2 separate regions of the Homo sapiens genome follow, and region 2 is linked to region 1. The links are chromatin loops, found by intact Hi-C in ENCODE. Cell type or tissue: ascending aorta. All regions are shown on one strand. Each heading gives the region's core, and the rest is flanking DNA. Links, peaks and the distances in the headings are about the cores only.

Region 1 (8,431 bases), core at 113-8,112:
CAGGGGGAAGCCGATTTGCAGGACTCATTCCTATAGGGAGAGGGGCCAGGCCCAGGGACTTAAGTGTTTGTGAATTTGTAGGAACTGCCAGATTACCCACACTTAGCAGTTTACACCCCTTCCCTCCAGCACTGGCTGCAGAGAGCCCTGTCCTCCAGGGCCCTAATGCTAATTCTTTCATGATTGCACTAATTATATGCACAAAAGGAATGCAACAGAACAAAACAAACCACCTGGTTTTGTAGGTGTGGAAGTGCACATTGCAGTAAGGAGTCAATGAAATCGGTTACTGTGGGACAGGACCCTCCCCTCCCCTTGGTTATTTTACTAACTTGGAATAACGCCACTTCCTTGTAGGAAACAGGCAGTGACTGTCAGTGAGTGTGCCTAGGAGAGGGGTGGGTCCTTTTAGAGACCAACCTCGCAGTTAGCCAGCAACAGGCTGCAGCTTAGCTAGATGAAAAGTTAGTTTGAGAAACTGAAGTCATTGCCGCTAAGGCTGGCAAGGTGTGGCTGGGGCCAAGTTGGGGGAATGTCGTAGTAGCCGGCCCTGTGCGCCTGAGCCCACAATTACTGCGTCGCTGCTGGGGTCTGGCAAAGCTCACCTTGATGCAGTTTTGTTCAAAGCAGTGCAATTTCCAAGCCTCAAAACAGATCCTTTTCAATACAATGTGATTGTAAAAATTCTATTAATAAAGAGAAAAAAAAGACGCACCAGCGGCTTACAAGATCTTTTTTTGTTTTTTTTTTTAAGAGACAGAGTTTCACTGTCGCCGAGGCTGAAGTGCAGTGGTATGATCTCGGCTCACTGCAACCTCCGCCTCCCAGGCTCACACAATTCTCCTGCCTGAGCCTCCTGAGTAGCTGGGATTACAGGCGCGCACCACCATGCCGGGCCAATTTTGTATTTTTAGTAGAGATGGGGTTTCGCCATGTTGGCCAGGCTGGTCTCAAACTCCTGACCTCAGGTGATCCTCCTGCCTGGGCCTCCCAAAGTGCTGGGATTACAGGCATGAGCCACTGCACCCAGTCACGAGATCTTAAAGTAGAAGTAACTATGGTATTTTTTTCGAGAATTCTGTTAGGGCGAGAAGCCCATTCGTACTGTGCTGGAACCATCCTGACCCTGTCTGTTCTTTGCAGGAACTCAAACCAATATGCCTAAGTAGCTGAAACTGTTGCATTTCAAAGCCTTTTCAAGCATATCTTGAGGACACTGTTCCCTGCAGCTGAACTGAAGTCTTGATCTGAGCCCAGGAGGAGTCCCTGGGGTTGTCTTGTTGGGGGTGGGGAAGTGGGAATGCTTGCATTCAGCTTTGGGGGACCTTAACCCTTTGCCCCCTCCCCTGTCCCCCCTTCACATAGCTTTAACATGAAAGTCTTTCTGTCTGTCAGATCTCCCCTGTACAAAGAGTGGTCTACTCTAAAAATTGCTTTGAAATTGGAATGGACCCCTCCCTCTCTTCTATTTTAGTTCTAGTTTCTAGCTCTTTAAAATAATGCAACTTTTCGCTTTATTGTTCTAAATCAATGCATTCTAGCCGTTGGCTGTCCCAGTTGCTTCCCTGTGGCTGGGAGCCCCTCTCTGTGGTTGAGGCTGGTCTTACCATTGCTCCAGTTGTCTTCGGCCTTCTGGGGCTTACTTCCCCTGCCCTGGAGGCCTGAGGCCAGCCAGCCAGTGTGGTGTGACCCCCCTGACAGTGGGCTCTCCCGGCTGGCCCAGTTGAGGGTGGTCAGTTCCTTTTGTGGCCTTGCCTTCTTGGGAGATAAAAGTGGCCCCCTGGGTGCCGTGCGGCCCGCCCGCAGGGTCCTTGGTGGAGCTCCAGCATTGATTCCTGCAGGTTCAGCTCCTGCCCCAAGGCAGCGTCCAGCTGGCTGAGTGGGGTTCTCCCAGGGTCTCTAAGCACAGGACAGCCTGCTTCTGCATGGGGGCGCACAGGGGACCGCAGAGTCACACTCAGACCCTTCTACCACCTCCTGACTTGTGGACTTTGGTGGTGGGTGGCGACAAACTGGAGTCCACTGGGTCTGTGGCAGAGAAAGGTGGCTTTGCTGGGGGCTGGGGGAGAGGAGGCGTTTTTGGATCGCAGCATATACCTTGTCTAGAATTGTATAAAAACCTACAGGAAAAGGCTGATTTTTTTTTAAAAAGGCTGTTTTTTTAAAAACAACTAAAGGCACAAAAACTCCAAGTGTGAGAATATCCAGAATGCGTTTATATAATGTGCACCGTTGAAAGGAACATTGAAAAAACAAAAAACTCCGAGGAACAGGTCATTGGGTTTGGAGAAGTTTCCTTCAGAAAGTTCTCTTCCTGCTCGTTCACTGTGGATTAAAGCTCGTTGGCAATTTCGGAAGTTCACGTTCTTGAGACTCGGTGCCTTTGGAACAATGGCTCACAATGAGGACGGTGTGCGTTCCCGGCAAGAATGAGTGTTGGGGGCTTTTCTCCTTATCACCCGTTCCCCAGACCCCTCTCATCGGCCTCATAAAGAAACAGATGGTTCATCAGGAATAGCTCAGAAATCACGTTGGCTCCTGGCTGTATAAAGAGTGGGAACTGGGATCATAAACATTTGAAATCTCCTAGGAAAGGACAATGATTCCCTCAATGAAATATTGATGTAAAGGGAGCATTTTAAAAGGCAGAAATGATGAACCTGATTCAGGTTGAAGCTGGTAGTGTACTTTAACCTTTTTGAGAATTGTTAATTTAAAAGCAAATAGAATGAAATATAGACTATAAAAGCAGATTAAATCATTTTTATGCATCCTGGGTTTTTTGGTGTCACGTGACAGGAAGAGTTACTACAAAGAAGACCAGGTTTTGGAAAGACGGTGGGGTTCACGTGATGAAACACAGGCCATGACCCCTTTAGGAATTGGATGGAAGCCAGCCAGGCCAGGCCCCCCACCCCCAGGTCCTGGGTTGGGGCTCTGTGGGCCCAAGGAGTCCTCCAGAACCAAATTCTCCACTAAGAGCAATTTTTAAAAGAGCAGCTGCTCATCCCATGTCCAATTAGAGTGAGCAGATGTGTAAGAAACATGTCTTTGATTGATTTTGGGGGAGCCCCCCGCAGTTTGATGTTTTGCTTGGAGGTAGGGGAAACGGGGGCTGAGTTACAAGTATTACCTGTAGGAATAAACAATTCTTTTGAAACATCAGTAGGGAAGAAAGAAAAAAAAAGGCAGCTTAAGATTTATCTAAAAAGGAAGTGGAAAGTTAAAGTTGCTGGAGATCTCATTACTGTCTGTCTCGCTCACCGTAATTAAAAAATGCCTGAATGATCTTAATAACACATGATTCAGCTGACAAGCACTAATTGCCCTGTATCAGGCCAAGAGAAGATGAATGTTGTCAAGAAAACCACAAGTCAGACAAGCTGATTCTCTGTGAGTCTGACACCGTGTTCCCATGTACAGACCAGTTTTTACTGGAGTTCTTCCAGCATCAAAAGCAGCTTCTTACCTTCCCATTAATTTTCATCGCTGGCAGGCCCGAGTTGTTTGCGATACACTGACTACCTCCCTTGATTCCTCCTCGCTGGCTCAGGAGCTTGGGTCTGCAGACAAAATGTAAATATGTTTCTTGCTCTTATCTTTGTCCTTTTTCAGGGAAGAAATCTGTTCCCGTCCAATATGAATGCCCTGGTGGGCTTGTCAGTAAATTACATGGTATTTGGGAATTGATTTTCTGACGCCACCGATTTGTCAAGAACTTATCCTGCCTTTTCAGCGATTTGACAGCACCTGTTAGGCTGTAGGGCCATGTGATTGGGCAGTTCTCCTGCCGAGAAAAAGGGGACTGATGACTTTCTGTCACTTGGGCATCCAGAAACCTCCTTGAAGGTGGAGGTTATTGAGGGAGGAGGCAGGAGTGGAAAAATGCTATTGGTTTATTCCTGTGCTTTTATAGAACAGCCGAACCATTCTATGGCAATAAAACAGAATCACAGGGCAAGGTGCAGTGGCTCACACCTGTCATCCCAGTATTTTGGGAGGCTGAGGCAGGAGGATCGCTTGAGCCCAGGAGTTTGAGACCAACCTTGGCAACATAGTGAGACCTTGTCTCTACCCAAAAATAAAAAAAAAAAATCAGCTGGGCTTGGTGGTGCACGCCTGTAGTCCCATCTCCTCGGGAGGCTGAGGTGGGAGGATCGCTTGAGGCTGGGAGGTGGGAGCTTGCAGTGAGCCATGATCACACCACTGCACTCCAGCCTGGGCAACAGAGTGAGATCCTATCTCAAAAACAAACAAACAAAAAAGGAACTTGTTTCCTAGCAAGAAGCAGATGAGGCTGGTGAATAAGCATACCACATAAGTAAGTAATCCACTAACTTAGGGAATTTCGTGACCAGTCACTCAGCACGCCCTGTTGCGAAGGGGACGGCTGACCAATAGGATCATCTCAGAGTCACCCTCACACAACTTGGCTTAGCCTAGTTGGCAAAAGTGTCTCTTCAGAGACCTACCCTCCTGGAATTGAAATAAAATGAAAATTTGTGATGACGATCAGCTACTGTCAGTGTGACTTAGGTGTAGAAATTAAAAAAGAAAAAAAGACCACTCTAAAGGCATTTGTGCATGAAGACACCTACAGAAATAAAGCCGGGGTGCTGTTCTTGGTCTTCATTCAGGCTAGCACCTCTCGTCACCTTTTCACTTTGGAGCTCAGGGCCTGGTTCACTCAGCAAGTGAGCGGCTCACACAGTAGATGCTCTGCACATAGTAGTAGGTACTCAGAATATAGCAGCTGTTGATGTACATGTTTCCAGAGGGGCCAACACAGGAATCTGCACGTGGGTCCTTGCTTTAAGCCCAGCCCCTCTCTGTGGGCGTGGGATGGAGTCTTCCTTTCTTGGTGACCGGCGCCCTCTGGGGTCACTGGAGGCCTGGACTTCCCCACTGGCCCAGTGACCTTGTTTCCTTGTTCCCTGTCTCGCCCAGCCTTGGCTGTCCTGGGATTTGAAAATCTGGGATAAAGCCTTTTTCGGGCCTCTAAGGCCCTGCTGGTTCTGCGTGTTCCAGAGAGCTGCACCTCTGGGTGGTGAGCTGGCCTTTTTGGCATTTGATTTATGTATAGCCCTGAGTCACTGGGAGCGGATCTAGAGTCCAGGCCAGTGACTGATTTCAAACGCTAACACTCTTGGCTCGGGCTCAGGTTTCAAGTCAGCCTCCAAAGGGGATGTTTGCTCATTTCGTCATCTTCCTATCACAGCAATTTTCGTCATATGGAGGGGTGGCACTCATGTACCTTGATGATTATTATTCTTTTAAAAAATGAAGTTATTTATGTTATGGGGTGAGTTCGTCACACAGTCCGAATGTGGAATGTTGCCATCCTTTTCATCCCAATCCTGCCAGTGATTTCTGTTTACAATAGAACTATTGACATTGTATGGGGATGAAACTAGCATGAGATAGTAATTGTTGGCTTGCCTGAGATTTTCATCATATGTACACATAGACAAAACCTGGCTTTAGTTCCTAAAGCTATTGCTGTTTATTGTACTTTTATTAGCCAATGTTACAGATCCCCGTAGCATGCCAGAGGCTATTAAGAAATACAGGGGTCGGGGGCAGGAACGAAGTCCCTGGCCATGGATCATGCAATTGATCTATAGTTATTTTTTTTTCTTTTTCTTTAATTTTTTTTTGAAATTTTAAATTATTATTATTACTGTTTTTTGCGATGGAGTTTCACTCTTGTTGCCCAGGCTGGAGTGCAATGGCATGATCTCCCCCTCCCAGGTTCAAGCGATTTTCCTGCCTCAGCTTCCGGAGTAGCTGGGATTATAGGCGCCTGCTACCATACCTGGCTAATTTTTGTATTTTTAGTAGAGATGGGGTTTCACCATGTTGGCCAGGCTGGTCTTGAACTCTTGACCTCAAGTGATCCACCGACCTCGACCTCCCAAAGTGCTGGGATTACAGGTGTGAGCCACCATGCCCGGCCCAAATTATTATTATTTTTTATAAGATAGGATCTTATCACACAGGCTGGACTGCAGTGGTGCAATCATAGCTCACTACAACTTCCAACTTTTGGGCTCAGGTGATCCTCCCACCTCAGCCTCCTGAGTAGCTGGGACAGCAGGTACATGCCACCATGCCAGGCTAAGTTTTAAAATTTTATTTTGCTAGGGGGTCTCGCTGACTTGCCCAGGCTGGTCGTGAACTCCTGGCCACAAGTGATCTTCCTGCCTTGGCCTCCCAAAGTGCTGGGATTATAGGTGTGAGCCATGCTTTTGGCCAATTTTTAGTTATTGTGGATACATAATAGTTGTACATATTCATGGAGTACTTGTGATGTTTTGGTGTAAGCATACAATGTGTAATGATCAAGTCAAGGTAATTGGGATATATACTTATAGTTAGCCTACAGTCTTATTGATAATGTTCTCAGAAATTTCTGATTCCAGAGCTCCTTGCTCCTCTCCCATAATTAGATAACGTGTTTTTCTGTCCGGTAATTGCTGTAGTACTCATTTTTAGATGGGGTAGGGAAGGCCATGTGCCATGTTGGGGCCTCATCCCAAAGACCTTGTGCTGTTTGGGACAGGTAATTATTTAAAGCCCCGTGTGAGGTGGGTGGGTGTTAAACTCATGCTCTCCACACCTTCCCAGAGTGCCTGGGAAAGCAGGCTTCTCTAAGAAAGTGGAATAGCGAATAGGCAGTGATCCCTGAGAGAGATACATAATGATTGTCAGTTTCATGGATTACAGATAATTCCGTTTAATGTCCTCTGTTTTTCCTTTTTGCAAATTTCTATGCATTATATAGAACATTGACTTTAGCATAGAAAGTGCTAATTCTTGATTTGGCACTTTAATGGATATTTACACAGTGACACCATAAACATTGGATAAACAGAGGATTTGTTTTAATGAGATCTTCAGTGATTTGAAGCCGTTTCCCCCTTGCCTTCTGGAATCCCCGGCTCCAGTTCTGCCTGGTTTTGGTGATGCTGTCACAGTGGAGGGCTGACTGCAGGCCTCGACTGTGAGCCCTCACTCGGCCACCTTTTCATTTCCTCGCTGGGTTCCAGGCTCTTTGAAGCACTCGCCTCCTCCCCTCCCTGCATGTCCTCTGTAGTGCCTATTTCTGTGATTTGCATATAGCGGAAATATTTGTTGAACTGAATTATTTTTACACACAAGCCTTTCATGTGGCCAACATTTTGAGGTCTGTCTCCTTTGGCGGGAGTCTGGGAGGAATCTTCCAGTTCACTAAGAAGTGTTTGATAGCTTCAGGGCAGGCGTGCCCTGATTGGGGCTGGATGCCCTGCCTCCATCCAGAGGCTCTCTGGCCAGGAGGGGAATGAACCAAGTGCCCAGATTCCCCCCTACAATGTTTATGCAGAGGTGACTGTCACCTGCCAATGGTGACAGTCCACCAGGGAAGTCCAGAAGGCCTTTGGATTAAAGCTACAGGAGAGGCAGGTCCCCTTGCAGGGTCAGAAGGGGAAGAGAGAAGAGAGAGAGAACCAAAGGTGGGAGGTTCAGCTACTCGGGAGGCTGAGGTGGGAGGATCCCTCAAGCCCAGGAGGTCAAGTCTGCAGTGAGCTATGATTGCACCACTGCTCTCCAGCCTGGGCGACAGAGCGAGACCCTGTCCCAAAAAATAAAAAATAAAGATGGAAAGATGGGAGGATTCTCCCCAGGAAGGCCCAGGCCGCAGGGTCCCCTTGTCCTTAAAGGCCAGCTCAGTGAGGCTACAGGTCCCCTTGCCCCAGTTCCCCGAGCACAGAGCAGGCATGGCCTCGGACGACTTCCTCTTTGTGTCTCGTGGACTACTCAATAAATATTAATGTTTTCCAAAGATATCTTGCCCAGCTCTCCCTGACGAGGCTGTTGGCTTGAAGGAATAACAACACTCGTTGCACTCACGGAATATTAAGTCTGTGCCAGGGCCTGTTCTGAGCTCATGACTTGTGCTACTCGGTCTCTCCCCACAAGCTCACAGGGCGGATGCTATTTTCACCGCCGTTTATAGGAGAGGAAACTGAGGCACAGGGTCCTTCAGTGACTGGCCCCCATGAGCAGGCAGCACATCTGGAATTCCAGCCTGTGCAGCCTGGCCCCAGGATCCCCATGCCTCTGTGGGGGACACTCTGGAAGTGACAGGTGAGGCACTTCTCTGGCCTCTCTGGATCTCCTGCTGGCCCTGAATGTGGGTGGTTACCCTTTTGGGGTGCTGTCGGTGCCTCTTAGATGTCTCAGTGACCCTACAGGGTCTGCCTTCCATAGGACTGCCTTTTTCTTTTTTTTTGAGACAGGTTCTCACTCTCCTGCCAAGGCTGGAGTGCAGTGGCACAATCTCACCTCATTGCAACCTCTGTCTCCTGGGCTCAAGTGATCTTCCTACCCCAGCCTCCTGAATAGCTGGGACTATAGGTGTGCGCCGCCATGCCCAACTAATTTTTTTTTG
Region 2 (8,431 bases), core at 205-8,204, 69 kb after region 1:
GCTGGGAGGGGACAAAGCCGATTTGGGTGGGAGAGTGGAAGTAGGTCCCAAGAACTTTTATTTTAAATGTTTTGATGACAGATTTAAAACTTGAGTAACTTCATTGTAAAATGGCCAGGCGTGGTGGCTCACACTTGCAATCCCAGCACTTTAGGAGGCTGAGGCGGGAGGATCCCTTGAGCCCAGGAGTTGGGAGACCGGCCTTGGCAACATAGTGAGTGAGACCCTGTCTTGACAAAAAATTAAAGAATTAGCCAAGTGTGGTGACATGTGCCTGTAGTCTCAGCCACTTGGGAGGCTGAGGCAGGAGGATTGCTTGCACCCAGGAGCTCGAGGCTGCAGTGAGCCGTGATCATGCCACTGCACTCCAGCCTGAGCAAGAGCGAGACTCCGTCTCAAAAAAACAAAAACCGAAAAAACCACCTCACTATTCTAGGCCCGAGCCCGAGCTTAAATATTTACCCCATATCCAACCATAAGTTAATCCCGCACACACCTTCATCAGTTTCTTAAAGAAACTGGTGCCCCAGCACGGGGCATGCCAACGTATTAGACAGGCAACAACTTAGACATGGGGATGAAATGAATTCCATCTTAAATCTCAAAGTGCACAATACAGTCTCTAAAATTAAAGAAAAGAAAGATTTATTTCCAAAAAAGCCCACAGTGAAATAATTGTCTCAGTCTGTGGAGAGAGCTAATTTGGACAGAATCACATATTTTGATTCCTGGGATTTTTTTAAAAGGAATCTTTTAAAGCAGTAAATGAAATATTTTTGGATGTAGACAAAAATGACTTACTTAGCCATTCCACTGGCAATGTGGAAAGGATGAAGACCAATTTTGAGTTAGCAAGGACACCTTCAGAAAGTTCAGCTCCCAGGAATTGTTGACCCTAGCCATCCATGTCTGTATTTCCTGAGGACTATTGCTTACGGAATTAATTGGGACTAATTTCTGTTGCACCTGATCTCCAGCCAAAACACTCACATTTTGCCTCATCTGCAGAGACCTGGGCTGAGTTTTATCTCTGCGTCACTGCCGAGTTCCCTGCCCCCGCTCTGTTAACAGAGCTATAATTAACTCACAGGACGCCAGGCAGCCAGATTCGGCCAGGCGCCAAGAAATCAGCCCCAATTACTATATTCACATTGTCAGTAATGCCCACTTCACAGCTTCTGCTAATTTGAAATGGCAAGTTCCAACTTTCCATAGTAAAATTACCATTTTTGTCCTATTCTATTACGTGGTGATATTTGTCCATTATTTGGGCTCCGTAAACTTGGCATTATCACGACAATTAGTTGTTGAGGGTTTTCTAAAATGATTTGCAATTACATCTCTTAAGCGGAAAACTGTCTGCTCTGATGGAGTGAGAATCCATTCCCTCTGTGCCCTAGATCCACTTTAGGAATTGGCTTTTCATAGGGGAACGTGGTGCCTCGGGATTTTATAATAAAGTCGAGCCTTTAAAATAAGGGCTAGCCTTGGAACGTTGCCTGCTTTGTAGATTTCCAGTGTTCAAGTTGTCTGATTTCTTTATAAAGATGGAGAAGTGTCTCTGTCCCTCTGGGTCTCCGAGTTCCCTTGAGTCTGGGCCTCTGTATCTGGATCCCCTCAAGCCCTACTTTGTTGTAAGAGCCAAATTAGCCAGGGGCTACTGGTTGGTGGCTCTGCTGGGGGGGCATCACAGAGTCTCTCTTCTCTGACATTTGCTGACCTTCAACCCGCCCTGGTACAGGAGCACCCCATTGAGGTCCTCCGTTTTCCAGAGTCCTGTCCCTGAGGAATCACCTGCCTGAGTCCCTGAGCTTGGGACTGGCTGGCCTGATTGGGTTGTACATTTTGTTCTCTTTTCAGCAGAGAAATCTCAGGAGGCACCATGCCAGGCCACTGTGCCCCTGCAAGTGTGTCTGAGTATGGCCCAGGACCCTGCCCATCACTGGTCTGCAACAAGATAAGCACAGAAGTTCAGAGTAGGTGTCTAGAAATGTTCATAGCAATTTAACGTGACGGTGACATCCAAGTGGCATTTTAATTTTATTTTATAAAGATCTGAGTCCACAATGGGCTGGAAATGTAAAAATCTGTTGTGTGTTCTTCTCCCACAGATTGTTTGACAAACATTGGTCATTATTATTATTATTATTATTTTGAGACAGAGTCTCACTCTGTCGCCCAGGCTGGAGTGCAGTAGTGCGATCTCAGCTCACTGCAAGCTCCACCTCCTGGGTTCACGCCATTCTCCTGCCTCAGCCTCCCGAGTAGCTGGGACTACAGGCGCCCGCCACCACGCCTGGCTAATTTTTTGTATTTTCAGTAGAGACGGGTTTCACCGTGTTAGCCAGGATAGTCTCGATCTCCTGACCTCGTGATCCGCCCGCCTAGGCCTCCCAAAATGCCGGGATTACAGGTATAAGCCACCGCACCCAGCCAAACATTGGTCATTATTTAATCTCCTCATCTCTGATTGGATTTCACTGTGATCATTTACTGTGGCTAAGGCAGAGTGCTTGCTTTTTTTTTTTTTCTTTTTCTTCCTTTTTTTTTCTTTGAGACAGAGTCTCACTCTGTCGCCCAGGCTGGAATGTAGTGGCACGATATTGGCTCACTGCAACCTCCACCTCCCGGGTTCAAGTGATTCTCGTGCCTCAGCCTCTCAAGTAGCTGGGATTATAGGTACACATCACCATGCCCAGCTAATTTTTGTATTTTTAGTAGAGATGGAGTTTTGCCATGTTGCCCAGGCCAGTCTTTGAACTCCTGACCTCAGGTAATCCACCCACCTCAGCCTCCCAAAGTGCTGGGATTACAGGCATGAGCCACCACGCCTAGCGAGTGCTTGCTTTTTCTGCTAGACAGTGGTCCTCAGGCCCAATCCCTGAGAGAGGGGCTTCTGAGAGGTGAAGGAGGCAGGAGTTCTTGCCCCTGACTCTCAGGAGCTGGTGTCTCCTGGGCATCACTCACGGATGGGCTGATTATTGCTCATTACCCCACAGGATCCGACAGTTCCAGTACAAGCTGCTTCTTTGAGACAGAGTCTCACCCTGTCGATCAGGCTGGAGTGCAATGCTGGCGCGATCTCAGCTCACTGTAACCTCCGCCTCCTGGGTTTAAGCGTTCTCGTGCCTCAGCCTCCCGAGTAGCTGGGATTACAGGCACCCGCCACCACACCCGGCTAATTTTTGTATTTTTAGTAGAGACGAGGTTTCACCTTGTTGGTCAGGCTGGTCCTGAACTCCTGATCTCAGGTGATCCGCCTGCCTCAGCCTCCCAAAGTGTTGGGATTACAGGCGTGAGCCACTGCGCTCGGCCCAGAAGACTTATATTTTATGATATAAGAAAATTATATGAAATTCCCAAAAAAACCCAGAAAATTATATGAAATTCAAATTTCATTGCCCATAGTTTGTTGTTTTTTTAAAAAAAAAATTGTAGTAAAATACACATAACATAAAATTTACCATTTTAGTTATTTTGAAATCTACAGTTTAGTGGAATTAGGTACATTCAGTGTTGTGCAAGCCATCACTGCCATCCATCTCCAGAACTTTTTCATCATTCCATAACTCACCTCCATAAATAAAGTTTTATTGGCACTCAGCCATACTCATTTGTTTATCTATTGTCTGTGGCTGCTTTTCTGGGCTACAGCAGCAGAGTTGAGTAGTTGCAACAGAGACCATATGGCCTGCAAAACTTAAAATATATTTTTTTCTTCTTTCTTTTCTTTTTTTATAGAGATGAGGTCTCACTACGTTGGCCAGGCTGGTCTCAAAAATCCCAGACCTAAGCAGTCTTCCTGCCTTGCCTCCCAAAGTGCTGGGATTACAGGCGTGAGCCATGTAGAATATTTACTATCTGACCCTTTCCAGTAAAACTTGGCCAACCCCTGTCCTGGTGCACACTCTCCTTACTTCTTAGTTACCATAGCAACTGCCTAACTGGTCTCACTTCCTTTGGTTTCATTCCCTTTCTGTATATCTGCCCCCTGGAGGAGTTTTTCCAAGATACAATTCTGATTGATTAACTTCGCTGGTTAAAATCTTTTAGCAGGCTGGTGCGGTGGCTCAACTTGTGATCTCAGAACTTTGGGAGGCCAATGTGGGCAGATCACTTGAGGCCTGAAGTTCTAGACCAGCCTGGGCAACATAGCAAAACACCATCTCTACTAAAAATACAAAAAATAAGCCGGGTGTGGTGGCGCACGCCTGTGGTCCCAACCACTTGGGAGGCTGAGGTGGGAGGATTTCTTGAGCCTGGGTGGCAGAGGTTGCAGTGAGCCAAGATCATGCCACCGCACTCCAGCCTGGGTGATAGGGTGAGACACTGTCTCAAAAAAAAAAAAAATTCCTTTAGCAGCATCCTGTAGACTAATGCCATGTCTGGGAACACCAGTCCCAGGATAACTGCACTAGTTATTAAAGGCTCTATAAACTCTTGCAGAAAAGAAACCTGCTGAACATCGATCAACCCAGTACCCTTCAAAACTCATTGACTGGGCAAGTCTTTTTCCTTTTTTTTTTTTCTGGAGACAGTCTCGCTCTGTTGCCCAGGCTGGAGCGCAGTGGCATGATCTCGGCTCACTGCAAGCTCCGCCTCCAGGGTTCATGCCATTCTCCTGCCTCAGCCTCCTGAGTAGCTGGGACTACAGGCGTCCGCCACCACACCCTGGCTAATTTTTTTTTATTTTTAGTAGAGACAGGGTTTCACCGTGTTAGCCAGGATGGTCTCAATCTCCTGACCTTGTGATCCGCCCGCATCGGCCTCCCGAAGTGCTGGGATTACAGGTATGGGCCACTGCATTTTTCTTATCACCCATTCTCATTAGCCTACAGCAGGGATTGGCAAACTGTTTACTGTAAAGAACCAGATGGTAAAATACTGTAGGTTTCGGCAGGGCCATATGGTCTGTTACAAAGACTCAACTCTGCTGTAAAGTAGCCATAGATAATACAAAAATGGTGGGCGTGGCTGTATGCCGATAAAACTTTATCTAAAAAGACAATCAGGCCCATTTGAACTCCTGTCCTGTAGAGCAGTGGCTGTCAAGGTGTGGCCCAGGCCAGCAGCATCACAGGACCTGGGGACTTGTTAGAATTGCAGATTCTGACCAGGCGTAGTGGCTCACACCTATAATCCCAATACTTTGAGAGGCCAAGGTGGAAGGATTGTTTGAGGAGTTCAAGACCAGCCTGGGCAACATAGCGAGACCCCGTCTCTACAAAAAAAAATACAAAAATTAGCTAGGCGTGGTAGCATATGCCTGTATTCCCAGCTACTCAGTAGACTTGAGGATTGCTTGAGACCTGGAAGGTTGGAGCTGCAGTGAGCCGTGATTGCGCCACTGCACTCCAGCCTGGGTGACAGAGCGAGACCCTGTTTCAGTAATAAATAAATTAAAAGTACAGATTCTCGGGTCTACTCCAGACCTGCTGAATCAGAAAATACGCGGGCAGGCCCAGCCGCCTGTGCCTTCACCAGCTCTCCTGGTTAAGGCCTGAGAACCCTGCTACGGAACCCCGAGTACCTTTCAGAACATGTTGACCTCATTCGCAGGGATCAGTGGCCCTTTGTCATCTGGTCTCTGGCCAGTGTCCCTCCCTCATCTGGTGGACTTGGTACTGATGCCGAACCACCTGTGGGTTCCAAACGTGCCATTGTTTCTCCCACCCACGCATTTGCACAAATGTGGTCCTGTGTGGCTCACTCCCTTTTCTGCCGCCACCTTCTCCCCCACTGCGCCATGCTGGTCTCAGCTCGGGGCTTACCTGGTCCCAGAGGTGTGTTGGGAGGTCCCCACCCCTTGCCTCTGCCCGTTGCCTTTTCCACCCCTGCACTGGGTGTGCATAGGTGCGCAGGGCACGTGTGTGTCCTCTGCGGTCACTGACTTGATTGTCTGCCTTTCCCAGGAGGACATGGGCTCTGTCGGGACATTTTATCCGTCTGTTTACAACATGAAATAGACACCTCCGAAATGTGTGTGTGTTCCGTAAATGAAGGAGCAGAGGGACCCCTTCGGAGCATCTCAGAGGCCAGGAAGCCTGGCTTCTGGCCGCCCTGCCCGCTCCTCACGTGTGAGGGGAACTGGGGAAGTCGAGTCAGCCCGCTGGGGTTCCTGATTCTCTGCGGTTCTGGGAAGAGCTTGCAGTGGAAGGCCTCCCAGCCATTTCCTCTTCTCCCCCAACTGTGACTCACTGATTGATTAATGTTTGGAAATTGTGACTCATCTTGTTAGAGAAGGAAAAGGAAATTTTATTCTCTTCATTCTCCCTCCCTTTCAAATAAGTAATAAATAAAAAGTGGCTGATCTTCCACTTGGTGCGGTAAGAAGCATTTAAATACATTCCCGGCCCTCATAATTGGTGGCTTCTTGGAGAAAGGTACTTATTAGAAGAAAAACACTTCCCTATGTGTTGTTGTTCGGCCTTCTCGTTGATGAAATTACACGGTGAGTTGGTGAGCGAATTTACCTTGCCCCTTTTTAAAGGTATTTGTGGCAGCTCTTGTTGTAGGAATCAGGGGAGAGGAGCCACTTCTCTTTTAGTAAGAAATGCGAAGAGTGGCCTCTCCATCTTCAGAGTTTCAAAATGAGTTCACTCTGGTGGTGAGTAATGATGTCTTAAGCTGGCTTATTAAAGGCGGAGGAATAAGATGTTCTTGCTTTACCTCACGTACCAAATATAGATAAGGCGCTGGATCAGCAGAGCCTCAGGCCCGTGCCAGGACACAGTCGGGCCTGGCGATGTCTGTTTTGTCTCACGACTGGAGGGTTGAAGGGGAAGCACAGCCTTTGCTTTTAAGGGTTTTCTTCTGGGAAATCCACAAAAAAAAAAAAAGCATTTGTTCACTTCTCACGTTGTGATGTTGAAATTATGGCTTGGAGTTTTACATTTGCCTTTTAATTCTCTTTATGGGCAGCATGTCTGTATGTCTTAGGCTCTTGGTTCTGGAAGACCAAGTAAATTCAGTATCTTTTCAAATTGTAACCCTCTGGTCTGGGTAACACAGCAAGACCCCCATCTCTACAAAAAAAATTTTTTTAAGTCAGCCAGGCATGGTGGTGCACACCTGTAGTCCCAGCTACTCAGGAGGCTGAGACGGGAGGATCACCTGAGACACGAGTTTATGTGTCTGAGACGCCTGAGACAGGAGTTTATGACCATCCTGGGCAACATAACAAGAGCCCATCTCTATGACAAAATGTGAAAATTAGCCAGGTACAGTGGTGCACACGTGTAGCCCCAGCTACTTGGGAGGCTGAGGTTGGGGGATAGCCCAGGAGTTCAAGGCTGCAGTGAGCTATGATGGTGCCACTGCACTCCAGCCTGGGTGACAGAGTGAGACCCTGTCTCAACAAAATAAAATTGTAACCCAAAGTAAGGGCTCAATAAATGTTAGCCACTGTGATTATTCTATTATTCCCGTCCTCGTTGTAAATATTTGTGTGGCTTGGTGCCTAGCGTCTTTTGTAGCTGTATGTATTGCCAAGGAGAATCCCAAGGAAAAAAAGTAGAAATATGGTTAAAGCTGGCTGGGCACAGTGGCTCATGCCTATAATCCCAGCACTTTGGGAGGCCGAGGCAGGCAGATCACTTGAGTGCAGGAGTTTGAGACCAGCCAGAGCAACATAGCAAGACCCCTTCTCTACAGTGTGCTGGCATTTGCAGTGCAGCCACCATTGCCCATGGTAGCGATGAGGAAGCTGTGGCTTAGACCAACTTCCAGAATCACTGCTCTGGTCACACAGCTGCTCGCAGGTGGCATCATGAACACACCTAGTCTGACTGTTGCTTAACCACGACAAACTCCATCTCCTTCCACTTTGCCTGGCTGAGGATCGGATGCATTACATAGAAATATTTGAATTTGGAAGCTGTTGAAATACAGGTTCAGGCCAGGCATGGTGGCTCATGTGTGTAATCCCAGCACTTTGGGAAGCCGAGGCAGGCGATCACCTGAGGCCAGGAGTTCGAGACCAGCCTGGCCAACATGGTGAGACCCTGTCTCTACTAAAAATGCAAAAATCAACTGGGCCTGGTGGTGCACACCTGTAATCCCAGCTACTCGAGAGGCAGGAGAATTGCTTGAACCCTGGTGGCGGAGGTTGCAGTGAGCTGAGATCATGCCACTGCACTCCAGCGTGGGTGACAGAGACAGATTCAGTCTCAAAAAAAAAAAAAATGCAGGTTCAAGGAAGGGAGAGGATGATTTGTGTTCCGCTCTGCGCCTCCTCCCTGGTCCATTCCCTTCTCCCTGTTGGACCATTGCTGTGACACAGGTGATCTGAGCATCAAGAAAAAGGCATTTCTTGCTTCTCAGTGATATTAGCAAGCACCTGCTGCTTGTATTCACTGTGCTGAGTTCTACCCATTTATTCTCTCATTCAGTCTTTACATCTCCCTGATGAGGAGGCATAATAATATCATGC

The links. Peaks named below come from ENCODE experiments on the same cell type or tissue, not always from the same donor. Only the 100,000 strongest peaks of a DNase experiment are listed, where the experiment ranks them.
Region 2: it touches region 1 in a loop (2.8-fold over the local background); 10 of 110 quality-filtered maps call a loop at or near these places.

What each region holds. Positions count from the first base shown.
Region 1 is chr7:101,877,940-101,886,370 of GRCh38, forward strand. All of the region lies in intron 1 of CUX1 (cut like homeobox 1), which reads left to right. Among named protein-coding and RNA genes, the nearest start is that of CUX1, 65 kb to the left of the region's middle. RefSeq lists silencers at 5,642-5,809, 7,541-7,590 and an enhancer at 6,921-6,970. In ascending aorta, for the core only: no CTCF peak of the experiment used is centred there; DNase peaks (open chromatin) are centred at 4,360, 5,092 and 7,852; H3K4me3 peaks cover 704 bases; H3K27ac peaks cover 5,483 bases.
Region 2 is chr7:101,946,995-101,955,425 of GRCh38, forward strand. All of the region lies in intron 2 of CUX1 (cut like homeobox 1), which reads left to right. Among named protein-coding and RNA genes, the nearest start is that of CUX1, 130 kb to the left of the region's middle. RefSeq lists enhancers at 5,324-5,850, 5,495-6,694, 5,851-6,376, 6,035-6,329. In ascending aorta, for the core only: CTCF peaks have their summits at 4,060 and 6,829; DNase peaks (open chromatin) are centred at 1,077, 6,087 and 6,717; H3K4me3 peaks cover 727 bases; H3K27ac peaks cover 4,656 bases.